Linked DNA regions of Homo sapiens: region 1 is linked to region 2. A link is an interaction called in ENCODE POLR2A ChIA-PET data of the cell type or tissue named here. Cell type or tissue: Panc1. All regions are shown on one strand. Links, peaks and the distances in the headings refer to the core of each region. The heading gives the core; the rest is flanking DNA.

Region 1 (7,447 bases), core at 827-5,826, 1.7 Mb after region 2:
ACACTGGTCACGTGAAGAGAAATCTGAAAACTATACAGGTGTCTTGTTCTAAAGAATCTGGGAAGTCAGACTTCAAGCGTCATTTCTCCAGATTCTGTGTGTTGGGGATTGGAGTGGGAGTTGAAATAGGTCCCTAATCACACATCTATGAGACATCTGGGGGTAAGAACTGTGAATTTCATGATATTATAGGCTATGAGATTGTTTTATATACTGGCTATTAGACCTAGGGCCCTGTGAATAGGCTGAGAGTGAGGGCAAGCCTCAAATCTTCCTGAAAGATGACCACTGGCTCTGTTTTGAGATGGCAATTTCCCTAGTTCAGAGAAAAGGGATTTATACATCAATTGAATAAATCATTCTTCAATTAAGTGATTCCAAAACAAGATGAAGAAAGCAGCCTCTCCAATAAACTTAATAATTACACCATTCAAGGGTACATCTCTCCTGTTGGAAAGCCATTGCCAAAGATTAACAGAATAGCTGGTGTCCACTTGCTGAGCAGCATTCCTGTAACCTGTGTCCCAGGATTATGATGTGGTGAGAAGACCCGCTACGTAACAAACTGGAGGAGGAGGAACTCTTCTAATTTCTTTGAACTTTAAGAGTTATAAATAAATGTGTCTTTTAACCATGGGGCTTTTTATTTACTTTTGTTTTTATAGGTAAATATGCTTCTTGTAAAATAGAATACAACAAAATATAAATGTACAAAAACTTGCTTCCTATTACCCACTCTCACCCCCAAACTCCTCTCTCTTTCTGTCTTTTTCTCTTCCTCTTCCTCTCCCTCTCTCTCTCTCTCTCTTTTTTTTTTTTTTTTTTTTTTTCTGAGATGGAGTTTCACTCTGTCGCCCAGGCTGGAGTGCAGTGGCACGATCTCAGCTCGCTGCAACTTCCACCTCCCGGGTTCAAGCAATTCTCCTGCCTCAGCCTCCCCAGCAGCTGGGACTACAGGCACCTGCCACCATGCCTGGCTAATTTTTGTAATTTTAGTAGAGACGGGGTTTCACCATGTTGGCCAGGATGGTCCTGATCTCCTGACCTCGTGAGCCACCCACCTCGGCCTCCCAAAGTGCTGGGATTACAGGTGTGAGCCACTGTGCCCAGCCTGTTTATTATTAATATGTATAGCTCCACCTTGTTCTTTTGAGTTGCCACATAACATTCTACAGTGTGAACACATCCTATTTACTTAACCTTTCCATTATTAACAGACATATAGGTTTTCTCTAGTTTTCACTTTTACAAACAATACTGCCCTGAACATCCTTGCAGGGACAACTTTGTATACTGCTGTAAGTCTTCCTGTAAGACAAATTCCTAGAAATGGAATTGCAAAACTCTCCTCCCTTGTGAACAACACTCCATTCTGATTAATCCACAGGCTACCATACTGGCCAAATGTCAATTGTCCCAGCCTTAAAAGTCAGGCATCCAGTAGTTCTCTCCCCACTCTCCCTCCACCTCTTACTTCCTTCTGCATGCTGCCACTAGCTGGTCCTGCTTGAGGCAGCTCGTTTCACAGTCTACTAGTTTTATGTGCAGAGGATCTGGCTGAGCAAAAAGAAGCAAGAATTGGTGCCATAAACATAAAACCAGCTTTCAAAACAATGATCTGAGAAATAGGCTACTGAGAAATAATAGGCAATGAAATAGGTACCTTTAGATCATAAAGTAGACTAAATGGCTTCGTATAGTCCCCATTAGCTCTATTTTGATTCTTTGCCTCATTGCTTCAAATGCTGAGTACTGGGTAGAAGGAGGAATTTCTAGATGTTTTGGTAGATTATCTTTTCTAACTGATAAATTTTTTAAATTGGGCAACTTTTTCCTGATGTTTTCACCAGGAGAAACAGATGGACTGGTACCAAGTATTCACCATAGACACCATACCTCATTTAATCCTCAAAACACTCCTGGGAAGGAGTAGATGATGTAACTGAGGCTCAGCGATGATTAGGTGACTTTCCTGCTATTGAATGAGTCTCAACATTCTAAAGCATGTCACCCCTATGCCAAAGCCCATGTTTCTTTCACTATTTGATAAAAGTGTCATAGTCTTAGCCCAGACCACTTTCTCCAGGTAAGTCGTCAAACAATCTTTTACTAATGCATCTCCTCCCCAGGATAAGGAAGGAACCAAAAGACAGAATAGTATTTTATTTCTGAGCTGGACTCTTGGTCTGTTTTTTGCATTTATTTCTAACAATTATTTGCCATATTTTTGCATCATTGCTATGGTATTTTCTTCCTCATCTTGCTCATATGTGGGTAACTGTCCCAACATTTTATTTGCTCTGATACAATGTTGGTGACTTCTTTACTTTTGTTTTCTAATGAGCTGATATTAAAATAACAATGGAAGAGAATGTTGAAGTTGTTTGCTCTAGATTTAGGGATTAAATTTTTAATATTCCTAGTACCAGTTTTCTCTAATTACTAGAAAAACACCATACTGGCCATAGAAAGAGCCCCCTAGAGGCTAATTGGCATTTATTTGTTTCTGTTGGAATTCAGATCCCCTCTATAGACAGATAAAAGGATAGAAGATAAAAGGAGTTCAGATTCACAGTCTACAAAGTCATAAAATTTATACTGGCAAAATGTAAGAATATACAAGAAAGATTTCGATACATTTAAGAATGATAGCTCCAACAAGGAACTATAAGGAAGATATTAAGAATTTCTTGGTTATTATACATAAACAGAGACTGACAAGAAAAAGAACAACTGCCATATGCTCCCTCCCCTCATAAGTGCCTCGTGGTGAAACTGAGTAGTAATATGATCGATCTGAGACAGAATGGTATTTTTTATGTCCACATGTGTTCCCTTTACTTGCTCTGGCATTAAGGTTCTCTCTATCCAGTGATGCAATAGACAGTTGCTGGTTTTGCAACTCTATGCACTCTACATTTTGTAATATCATCCTAATTTTGCTTTGTAGAGTTATTCCCTCCTCTACTCTACCTTTTATTTACACTTGAAGTCTATCTGCACCAAGTCAGAATGAAACCTAAGCTAATGGGTGCATTCTGTTGCTCCTGCCATAGCAATACATTTACAGATAGACACGTGATCTAACCCAGTCCAATCAGAAACAGAGAGGCTCAATTACAGGACTTTTGTGTAACTTTTCATGAGAAAACAGACTTTCTGGCTGGGCAAGGTGGCTCAAGCCTGTAATCTCAGCACTTTGGGAGGCTGAGGCAGGTGGATCACCTGAGGTCAGGAGTTCGAAACCAGCCTGGCTAACATGGTGAAGCTCCGTCTCTACTAAAAATACAAAAATTAGCTGGGCATAGTGGCGGGCACCTGTAATCCCGGCTACTTGGGAGGCTGAGGTGGGAGAATTGCTTGAACCTGGGAGGCGGAGGTTGCAGTGAGCCAAGATTGCGCCACTGCACTCCAGGCTGGGCAACAGAGTGAGACAGACTCCATCTCAAAAAAAAAAAAAAAGAAAGAAAGAAAAAGAAAAAAGGAAAACAGACTTTCTCAACAGACTTGAATCTGAGAGGATGCAAGGCCAGAACAGCTGTAGCCATTTTATTGCCACATAGAATCTGAGAATAAAACTAACACATGGGGAAATGCAAAATAAAGCCAAGAGCTGGGAAGAAACTAAGACATGCTGATGATGTGTTTTCAGTCCTCAGTCTAGTTTCATCCTATCTACCTAGATATTCAGCCTGGATTTATTATTTATATTATCCAGTGCATTTTCTTCTTTAAGCTAATTTGAGCTGGGACTTCTGGTCACTTGCAACTGTAAAAGTCTCAAGTGATACAGAAATGCCCAGAAGTAGGGCATTTTTAAATGACAGGTTCTAAGATGTAGAATTAGCTGAACTGAGGTGATGTGGAATACATTCAACCCACCTAAACTACACTACTACTATTTTTGATAGGAAACACACAGGATGTTAGAATGGATCGTCTAACCTTGGTTATTTCAATAAGAAATAGAAAAGCTTAAGTTGGAACTGGTCCTTGTGAAAGTACAGACTGAAGAAGATACCTCTTTGCCTCGGAAAGCTCACCCTTTTCGGCATGTAATAGAATGTGGAGGCAGAATCCAAGTTCAACTGAGGGCTGGACAATGGACAAAGCCCTGTCCTATTTTTAGGAGAGAGAAAGTTTCAGGCTGGATTATAGAGTCAATGATTAACTAGTCATTGGTTATTTGGCACTGGAGTTCAGTAAACAGAAATAGGTTGAAATTCATTTTGTTTTAAGAAATGTATATTTCTAGAGAAACTCATGCTTGGCAAACTACAAGAACCCATGATTATTTGTCCATTAAGGCAATCCATCGACTCCTAAACCAATGAATTATGAAACAGACTTGTAATTGTTACAGCCCCCATGATAGCTTTCTCCCCAAATCCCTTTTTAGACGTGGCCACATTTGTCAATCAACAAGGTATGCCCTCCTGTAAATACGCCTTAAGTAAACTAGATTGGCTGACCCCAGAGCTAACATTTCTGGCAAGAAAAGGGAATCTTATTACTCCTCTTCATTAAGATTATGTGCTATAAAATGGTGGCCACTGTGTAATGTTTCCTATATTCCCTTTTTCCAAATGAGTTTAAATTATTTTTATTGTAGTTACTCTTTCCTTTTCTATCATTCTATATTGGGATAATCAAACATCATTCAGCAGTAATTCATCCAACCATGTAGAGCAACAAGAGCAACATTCATGTCCAACTGAGAGAACTGAACGCCGCTGAAGAATCTGTATGTTGAGGTTAGATCGAGTCACTTGATAATACTTTGGGTGTTCTTCTTTCAGGGGAAGGGGAGAGCTGGATGACAGGAACTAAAATCATCCCCATGCATAAAAGAGAATCATATCCAATGTCACACTGTGAAATAGGAGCTGAGGCAGAACTTGCCCACAGGGAAAGGGGGCATCGTTAACTGTGTATATGTGGTGGCTGGAGACAGAGAATGCCATGTGGACAGAAGCTGACAAGCTCCCTGACAGCTGAATGAGTGGATCTGTTGTCTCTACTACCGTTGCAGGACAGGAACCCTAAATTTCCAACTGTACACCTAGTTCTAGATTGCAGGTCCTGAGATTAGTGGAAGATAACTTCGAAAATGCCAAACAGGATAGAATTAGCATAGCGAAGAAGACAAGAAATTTCCACTCAAGATAAAAATGTGAATAAAAATTTCAGAGCAAGGAAAGAGAATGAACACAAAGAGCCAGCCAACAAACTTAATTATGGAGAAATTAATTCATGGCTCTCAAAATACAATTGTAGGCCAGGCATGGTGGCTCACGCCTGTAATCCAAGCACTTTGAGAGGCCAAGGTGGGCAGATCATGAGGTCAAGATTCAAGACCAGCCTGGCAAACATGATGAAACTCTGTCTCTACTAAGAATACAAAAATTAGCTGGGCGTGGTGGTGTGTGCCTGTAATCCCAGCTACTCGGGAGGCTGAGGCAGGAGAATCACTTGAACCCAGGAGGTGTTTGTCACAGTGAGCCGAGATCGCACCACTGCACTCCAGCCTGGGTGACAGAGCAAGTCTCTGTCTCAAAAAAAAAAAAAAAATACAATTGTAAACTGCACTCAAAAAATCACTTTAAGTATGTACATTTAAGAACTTCAAGAAAATAAGTGAAGCAATAGCATGCTTTACAATCAACAAAAAAAGTAGGGAAAAGGCAGATTAGATTAAGAACCAATGGACATGAAAAATAACCAATTGAAAATTCTGTAAATGAAAAATATAGTCATAGAAATACAAACATTTTATGAATTGGATATACAGGTGGTCCTCACTTTGCACAGTGTTGTGCTAGCCAAACCTCATGCAACCATGTCTTCACTTTGCATGATTCTGTGATAACTGAGGACAGGGTTCTGATATGCATAGGTTTCAGTTAACATAGCATCATGCAAACCAAGGATGGCCTGTACTCTGGCCTGGGCAAAATAAAAAACTGAATTAGTGAATACTGGAAACTAGCACAAAAATTTGATGATAAATACAGACCAATAAAGATATTAAAATATGAATGAGAAATGAAGAGAAATAGAGATTAGATTAAAGGATTTTACTAAATGTATAATATATGAGGCTCTCCAAAAGAATAGAACAATATTGAAAGACTGGTAAAGGATTAAGAATTGAAGAAAAATGTCAGATTTTTTAAGTGCCTATTAAATGATAGAAAGGATAAGTGAAATAAAACCTAGCTTGACAAAGCAAAGGTAGCACAGTTATGGAACGAAAGGATAAAAAAAAATCATAAAAGCTAACAGAAAAAAAGGACAAAAATCTTAGAAAGTAAAAATTATACTTATAGCAGACTCCCCTTTCCCAGCAATACATGCCAAAAGACAATGAAGTAAGGTCTTCAAAGTGCTAAAAAGAAATTACTAATAAAATGTAATTTTATACCCAGCTAAAAATCATTCAAGAGCACTTACATAATATAGACATTTAAAACCTACAAAACTCCACTGATGCTTGATAAAAGAACTACTCAAAGACATACTATAGCAAGGAAAAGAGTGAACCCTTGGAGAGGAATGCAATAAAGAACAAATAAAGCCTATGAAAGAGATGTCAGTGAAACCATGCAGAGAATTTGATGTCTGATTTCTAAAGTTCATAGATGTCTGACTCACATATGAGAAAGCTAAAGTAGCCTGGGACAGCAGAGTAGAGGCTATGTCTGGGAAGCAATGGACTCACCTCCAACCATAGGACAGAGGTGCATGAATCCAAGGGATTAAATAGGGATCTGGAATAGCTATGTCAAGGGAGCAAAAATCAAACAGAATTAGTAGAGAAATCCTCAAAGAGCCTGTAAAAGTGCTCATGAGAGAAAGATTTGTTCTTAAATACCTGTCAGGTCCAGAGAGCCCAGAACAATCTTTTAATAGTTCTGGTCAAGAATTTTCCAATCCCCATTTCCTTTCTCCCTCCTCTTGCTTTAACACAGGTGGGGAAGGCAAGAGCAATGGATGGATAAAGGAAGAAGAAAGAGAGGAGCTCATGATGTCTTTCCTTCCCAGATGGCATGTTCTTGTCTGCACCAGACGCTGAATGGGAGAAGAGCAAAAACACAAATACCACATTAAGATGGAAGTTTCACCTTAAAGTAATCATAACTCTTTTGTTTGTTTGTTTGAGACAGGGTATTACTCTGTCACCCAGGCTGGAGTGCAGGGGTACAATCACTTCAGCCTCAACCTCCCAGGCTCAAGCAATCCTCCCATCTCAGCTCCCAGAGTAGCTGGGACTATAGATGCTCCATCATGCCTGGCTAATCTTTTTTTAATTATTATTATTACTTTTTTTTTCAGAAACAGGGTTTCACCATGTTGCCCAGGCTGGTCTCGAACTCCTGGGCTCAAGGGATCTGCCAGCCTTGGCCTCCCAAAGTGCTGGTATTACAGGTGTGAGCCACAGTGATTG
Region 2 (7,447 bases), core at 905-5,904:
TGTCCATTTCCCTCCATCTCACAGGGAAAGCCACCACCATCCCTCATGTAGACTACAAAGGTAGCATCCCAGCCAGTGTCTCTCTACTAACCTTGGCCTCTGCCCATCACTGTTCCACCGATGCTAGGGTGATTTTTCTTTTCTCTCTTTTTTTTTTTTTTCCTTGAGACACAGTCTCACTCTCTTACCCAGGCTGGAGTGCAGTAATGTGATCTCCACTCACTGCAACCTCAGCCTCCTGGGTTCAAGCGATTCTCCTGACTCAGCCACCTGAGTAGCTGAGACTACAGGTGCCTATCACCACACCAGGCTAATTTTTGTATTTTTAGTAGAGATGGGGTTTCACCATGTTGCCCAAGCTGGTCTTGAAGTCCCGACCTCAGGCAATCTACCCACTTCAGCCTCCCAAAGTGTTGGGATTACAGGCATGAATCACCGTGCCCAGCCTAGAGTGGTTTTTCTGATTAAAAACTGGATTGTAGTTCTGCCCTTTGGGCTCCCCACTGCTCTCGAGATAAAGTCCAATTTCCCAGGTGCACGGGCTTCTACAGTCCTTTATGATGGCACCCTCTGGCATCTCTACCCACGAGTCCCAGGGGGAGCATCTGTGCATGGTGGTTTGGTAAGCTTCACTTGTTGAAGCATCCAGCACAAGGCTGGGCAGAAGAAATTGCGGTTAAATGCGTGAGATGGACCAATATTCTCCAGCTAGCAGGAGGCAGAGGAGCTCCCTGTCCCTGGGCCAGACCCCTATGGGGAGGGTATTTATACAGATGCTGATTAATTGTTTGCCTACACACAGTATTACAAACAAACAGGGAATTAATTCTTCATCTTTCAGTTCCCATTCTAAGTTTAATTGCCTACATGTCATATACATATATATATATATATATGTAAAAACAACTCTGCCATCAATACGCAACAGTTGAGTTATGAACCTCCCGGCCACCTGATGCCTCAGATCAGTGAGTGTGGGGTAGCTCCTGCCTCCTCGGTGTACATCCACCAGGAGGAGGCTGCTTTGGGGAAACAGCTGGAGAAATTCCCAACATATATCTTTGGAAGGGCATTAAAACACCTCAACTGGTGGACCTTTGACCCAGGGAAAGTAAAGGCAAGTGCATATTTTGGGTACCTGCAGAAGAACAAAAAATACAATACTAGGTAATAAAACAGTGATTCAGAGCATGAGCTTTGGAATCAAATTCTTACAAGCTGTGTGATCTTGGGCAGGTCACTTAACCTCTCTGAGCCCTTACATCCTAAACTGATATGAAGCAGATTTGAGGAGCAAATGACATAACCTAAATAAAAAACTTAGCATGGTGGCTCAGACATGGTAAGAAGTCTACTCAGGTTAACTAACATTATAGCTTTACCTACTGTTACTTCTGATGTAGGAGCAAAAACTGTTGTCAAAGCCTCTGTATCACAACAATAAGACTAACCCAGCAGCATCAAGCATTTCTTGAGTACCTACTATGTTCCAATCCTGTTCTAAGAATTTCACAAATATTAATCACATCTTCCTAAAAATAACCTAACAGGCTAGTACCCCAATTTTACAGATGGTGAAACTGAGACAAAGTGAGATTTAAGGAACCAGCCAGGATTAAACAGCATGTACTATATAAATTCAAATATATAAGTGAAAAACACCTTCCTCTCAGTACTGTTTTATTGTGTAACTTTCACCATAAACTATTCATAATTGATAATCCTTCAAACCTCTGTTTAACCCCAATTCCATATGCAAATCTGTAGTTTTATTATATTAATATTTCATTATATAAACAATAAAGTAAAGACATTCCTTAAACCTGTATCTTTAGCTTCTAACAGTCATTTTTTTGCAGTCTTCTATATTAAGATTGCAAGATCAAGTGTTGACAAGAATACAGGTGTTGGTTATTTTTTAATGCGTGTCTTTCTTTCAAAACACAACAGTAATGTGCTCAGTGTAAAAAACTGAAAAATGGGCAAAACCAGACATTAAATTCTCTACAATCCACCACCAGGGATGACCACTGCTCACATTTGTTGAATTTTCCTTTTGGGCTGATTCTGCACAATTTTGTTTACACAGTCGAGTTCACAGGATGCACTTGCTCGGCAGTGGGTTTAACTCTGGGTGATTATGCATGTTCTAATTACTTAGCCATTCAGGACACCCACTGGTCTTACAACATAGGTTCTCTGCAGATTATAACTCCACAGAGTTCTTTCTTCCTTTCAACAGAAATTAAAAAGGAAATTAAAGCCACAGACATACCAAATAACACCAGGAACACTGGAGTTCCCGGAGACTAAAAATCAAAAGGCAACTTAGACCACCCAGCATCCCATTATTGCATACGTGAATGAGCTTCCACTGAAAAACCCAAACAAGGCTGATAGCCCTGATGGATGATCCGGGCTCCAGACTCCGCTGCCCCAAAGGCACAGCCAACAACTGGCTTCTTCTGGGGACCAGCCTCCCGACCCTGACCACACCGAAGGCCAATCCTCAACCTCTTCCCTGCATGCTGGAATTGGCTGAAATGGGGCTGGCAGGGGTCTTGGTGATAACTTACTCTCTCCAATAAGAGATCTGAGCATATTGATTACATTAGGAGTGATTACAGTGGGATAAAAGAAACCCTGCTCTTGGTGGGTGTAAGCCTTGATTTAGGAACAGGGCACAGGGCTGGAGAAGGTAAATGGTGCCTGATGAGCAGATTCACGCCCAGGAACTGAAGGACAATGCAGTGCCCTTGAGAGGCCAGCAGAGATAGGTGATGAGGGGGCGGGCAGTGCAGGCAGCGGGGACCAGCAGCAGACAGAAGCAAGGCATCGGGAGCAGTGGTGGGGTTCTAACGCTTCCTGCGGGATCCTGCCAAAGGAGAACCAAAGGCAAGAGGAGAGCAGAAAGCAGGACTGAGCCCTCCAAACAGCACTGTACGTGAAGGGTGGGGAGGAGCATCGCAGGCGCAGATCACAATGTGCAGACTGACTTCCTGGTTCCACAGTGTCTCCAAATCGGCCTCATTTGTCCCTGGTGGGGTCCCAGCATAAGCCTACAGCTTCTCTATCAGCTGCCTTCCAAGGGGGGTAGCCTTTTGCAGCAGATCAGGTTGAGGGGGTTATGGGAGGGGACGGAACAGGACCATAGAGCCTACCAGCCACACCCTCCATGTGGCTTGAAAACATCTTGTGCACTGCAGGAGCAAGAAGACACCATTCTCCACCACCAAAACTCTGTCCACCTCCACCAAAATAACTTACGGAATCACAAAAAGTGGTCTCCCAAATCTGTTCACCTTACAGCACTGTTTGGGCAGTTGGGTGCCGAGTAGTGGAGATCAGCACACCTTAAAGAACAACCCTTTGATCACCGTGTCATCTCAGATGGAGCAGTCTCACACTGAGCTTACAAACTCACCCCATCGACCAGCTGAGGCCTGTTTACCCTTCTGCGATTAGAAATTCATTCATCCATTCAACAAACATTGACTATCTACTATGTGCTAATGATTTTAATCATGATGACTAACAGCAGTGAAACATGTACTGCTTGCTGCGTATTAGGCACTGTACAAAGCATTTTTATGTCTTAATTCATTCTACACAACAATATCATTATTCCTATTTTACAGGCAGAGAAAACGAGGACAGAAAGAGAAAGTCATCCGCCTAAAAGTCACATAGTCGACAATAAGTGGCAGAGCTGGAATTTGAACCCGGGAAGTTGCTTTCAGAGACCATGCTCTAATGCACTCTACTGCCTCTGTGTACCAGGATCTAGGTACACATAAGTGAATGAAACAAGTATGATCCCTGCTTACATGGAATGCACAGATCAGAGTGCAGACCCACAATCATAAAGGCACAACTGATAAGTATGATAACTGCCCTGGAACAAACACTCTGGACACTGTGAACAATAATACTAAGGGTGAGGAGGGAAACAGCTAAGGTAGAACGGGTGACCTTGCAGGAACACAGTTCTAGGCAGAGGTAACAGCACCTGCAAAGACCCTTAAACAGGAAAGAGCTTGGCATGTCTAAGAAATGGAAATGAGGAGGTCAAGGCAGGCAGATCACTTGAGGCCAGGAGATCAAGACCAGCCTGACCAACATGGCGAAACCCCGTCTCTACTAAAAATACCAAAATTAGCTGGGCATGGTGGCACAAGCCTGTAATCCCAGCTACTCGGGAGTCTGAGGCATGAGAATTGCTTGAACCCAGGTGGCAGAGGTTGCAGTGAGCCAAGATCATGCCACTGCACTCCAGCCTGGGCGACAGAGTGAGACTCTGTCTCCAAGAAAAAAAAAAAAAAAGAAAGGAAAAGGAGACTAGCGTGCCGGACAAGGTGGAGGATACCAGGAGAAGATGTGCTTGAAGACCAGTTAGAACATACAGGGTATGTAGTCTGTGGTAAAGGGTTCAGATTTCACTCCAGGTGCAGTGAAAAAACTCCCAAAATACCCACCTTGCAGAGCCCAGTTGGGAGAGCCGTGGTTAAGGGAATCACCAGGCTACCCCAAGCTGTGTGACTTTTGTCAAATGAGTTCATCTCTCTGGGTCTCACTACCCTTATATGTAAAACAGGAATAAGAATACCTACCTTATAGGGTTGTTTTATTAAAAAAGTCAGTTACAAATGCTACCTATGCTAGTGCCTGGCATATAGTATATTGCTTCCATGATACTTGGTAGCCTCAGCCTCCACAAACTCCAAGTTTTCTCCATGTATTCAATAGCCTTCCTATTTTAGTAGGGGAAGTGAGACTGATAAGGGTAGAGACAAAAAGGAGAAGGAATGAGGCCAAATTAATTTGTGATCAATACTTCTTGTAGCTATTACGGTGACAGGCACCAGATAAACACAAATAGAGCTGAAGACCAGCTTCTCTGCCAGCTGTTGCCATCAGTTGCTTTGGACAATTATGCAGGCAAATGCATAACCTTTATATAATTAAGCATTCCCTGACATCTTATTTGCAGCTCTTCTTTTTTCATCCTCCCCCTTTTATTTAGTCTGCTTTCAGTTGTGAAGGTCCAGCTGCCGGCTTCACTCGGATGCGCTGACTTACGGTAATTTTGAGTTAAGCTTTATTTTACAGTCTATGTAAATAATGAGGCGGAGGCAGACTCAATAAAAGGCAGCCTGGCTTCAGCCAATATTCAACTCTACAGCCACAGCCGGACTTTAGGAGTCCGGGTGGTTGGCACAGACCCTCGGACAAGAGTCAGGGGGTCGGCACTGTGCCACAGCCTGGCTGGACTCCTGGAAAACAGGACATCTGCCAGGCCAAGGGGCAGACATTTGTGGCTAGGGCCTACTCCCCCTCCAAACTTCACTGTGAAAGAGGCATAACTGTTTCCAATTCTTCACCCTTTCCACACCCGTGCACTTGGCCATGCCACCTTGCAGCCTCTCTGGCTGGAGATAGAATATATTTATCTGCCCCACTGATCTTGGGCTTGGTCATGTGACTTACCTTGGGGTCAATGGGACAAATGAGCAGATGCTTAAAATATGCTTATAGAGCTGGGCTTGCGATTTTGTACTTCTAATACTGCCAGGAGAAAACCATGCTGTGGGGCAGCACATTGCTCCCAGGAGAAAGAAAAGCAGGTAGGGCAAACCTGCACCAGCTTGTAGAATGGAGCTAAGCTTGGTGAGCTACGATTAGCTGAGCTCTAGGCTGGGTTCAACTCTTGTGTTGCACACATCATATTACATTTAAAAATAAGCACTGATGGTTACTCATTTGAAAGTATCTGCTGAATACTTATTATGTACCACACTTTTATTATTATTATTATTATTATTATTTTGAGACGGAGTCTCGCTCTGTCGCCCAGGCTGGAATGCAGTGGTGCCATCATAGTTCATTGCAGCCTTGACCTCCTGGGCTCAAGTGATCCTCCCACCTCAACCTCCCAAGCAGTCGGGACTACAGGCATGTGCCATCATGTCTGGCTGATTTTTAAATTTTTGTTGTTGTTGTTGTAGAGACAAGGTCTCACTGCGTGGCCCAGGCTGGTCTCAAACTCCTTAGCTCAAACAATCCTCCCACCTCAGCTTCCCAAAGTGCTGGTATTTATTACAGGCATGAGTCACTTTCCTAGCCTTGTATGAAATTTTATTTTATTTATTTATTTAAAAATTGAGATAGGATCTCGTTATGTTGCCCAGGTTGGTATTGAACTCCTGGGCTTAAGCAATCCTTCTGCCATGCCCTCCCAAAGTGCTGGGATTACAGGCATGAACCATCACACCAGGCAGTACCATGAGTGCATAGAAAAGGAAGCAAGCAGTTAGATAGGAATTATCTGTTCACAAGTTTATCTCCTTCACTAGACTACAGGCTCCTAGGGGCTGGGGATGGAGTTTTTTCCTTTTGGTTTCCCAGCACCTAAAACAGTTCCTGCTTAATAATAATAGTAATTATTATTGTTATCATCATCGTCATGCAGTAACCACAGAACGAATAATTGCAGTGTCTATTTATGGAGTCCTACCATGTGCCAAGCCTGTGCTAAGCTCTTTACCAACGTTATTACACTTGATAGTCACAATTAAGGAGATGAATCCTGTTTCCATTTTTCAGATGGAAAATCTGAGGCTTGGGGAGGTGGCTTCATCAGTTCCTAACCCTCATGTGTACAGCACAAGCCCTTCCCACTTCTCCCCCTGCACTGAGCCTCCAAATCCTTGACCACTCTGTTCTGGATGGCATCTACAAATTGTTCATGCCCATCCTTTTGCTTCCTCGCTTGGGCACACAGCACAGCCCTTCCTCATCATTTTCTGCTTGTTTACTTGTTCCTTTGGTCCCCCAAACCAAACTAAGAACCTCAGGTAAAAATCCTAAGGTGCATGGATTGTGTCTGTGGAAGGCATAGTTAAGAGCTTGGGCTCTGAGGTCACAAGAGTGTGGGTTCGAATCCTGGCTCTGCCATTTACTGGATGACCTCATGCCTATCCCATTGTCTCCCTTAACCTCACTTTCCCCTCCTGTAAAATGGGGATTGTGATAATAGAAATAACTTCCTCAAAGGATTCCGAAATGGTGTAAAACACGAATGAGCAGTGCCTGGCATGCCGCGAGGGCTCAGTAACACCAGCCATTGCAGTGCCCTCCCTCTCTTTACCCGATGGCAGGTGGGAGGTGCTGGATTTGTGAGGAAGAAGGCCTCACGGCCTTGCCTGCTCCCACACTGGCACAGCATCACCACTCCAAACTAGAGGCGACCTTTTGGGTTTATGTACTGTGTGAGAAGCACAGAGGCTATGGATTCCTAGCATAAATCATAACAGATAGCTCATCAAGCTCTTATTTATACAAACCAGCTCTCCCTGCCTGAACACTTCTGTGCATGTCTCTCTTTTGCGATACTACTTCTCCAGAATTCCACAACCAGCAATTATTTTCCCGAACCATAATAATTTGA

Evidence for each region. ChIA-PET counts read pairs that join two places held together with the same protein. Peaks named below come from ENCODE experiments on the same cell type or tissue, not always from the same donor. Only the 100,000 strongest peaks of a DNase experiment are listed, where the experiment ranks them.
Region 1: POLR2A ChIA-PET joins it to region 2 with 6 read pairs; 1 of 35 experiments calls an interaction of 5 or more read pairs at or near these places.

What each region holds. Positions count from the first base shown.
Region 1 is chr11:34,412,422-34,419,868 of GRCh38, reverse strand. No RefSeq gene overlaps it. Among named protein-coding and RNA genes, the nearest start is that of CAT, 23 kb to the left of the region's middle. In Panc1, for the core only: CTCF peaks have their summits at 2,278 and 2,478 (motif pointing left); no DNase peak of the experiment used is centred there; H3K27ac peaks cover 429 bases.
Region 2 is chr11:36,121,567-36,129,013 of GRCh38, reverse strand. The region is part of intron 4 of LDLRAD3 (low density lipoprotein receptor class A domain containing 3); the gene reads right to left. Among named protein-coding and RNA genes, the nearest start is that of MIR3973, 120 kb to the right of the region's middle. RefSeq lists an enhancer at 4,985-5,154. In Panc1, for the core only: no CTCF peak of the experiment used is centred there; no DNase peak of the experiment used is centred there; H3K27ac peaks cover 284 bases.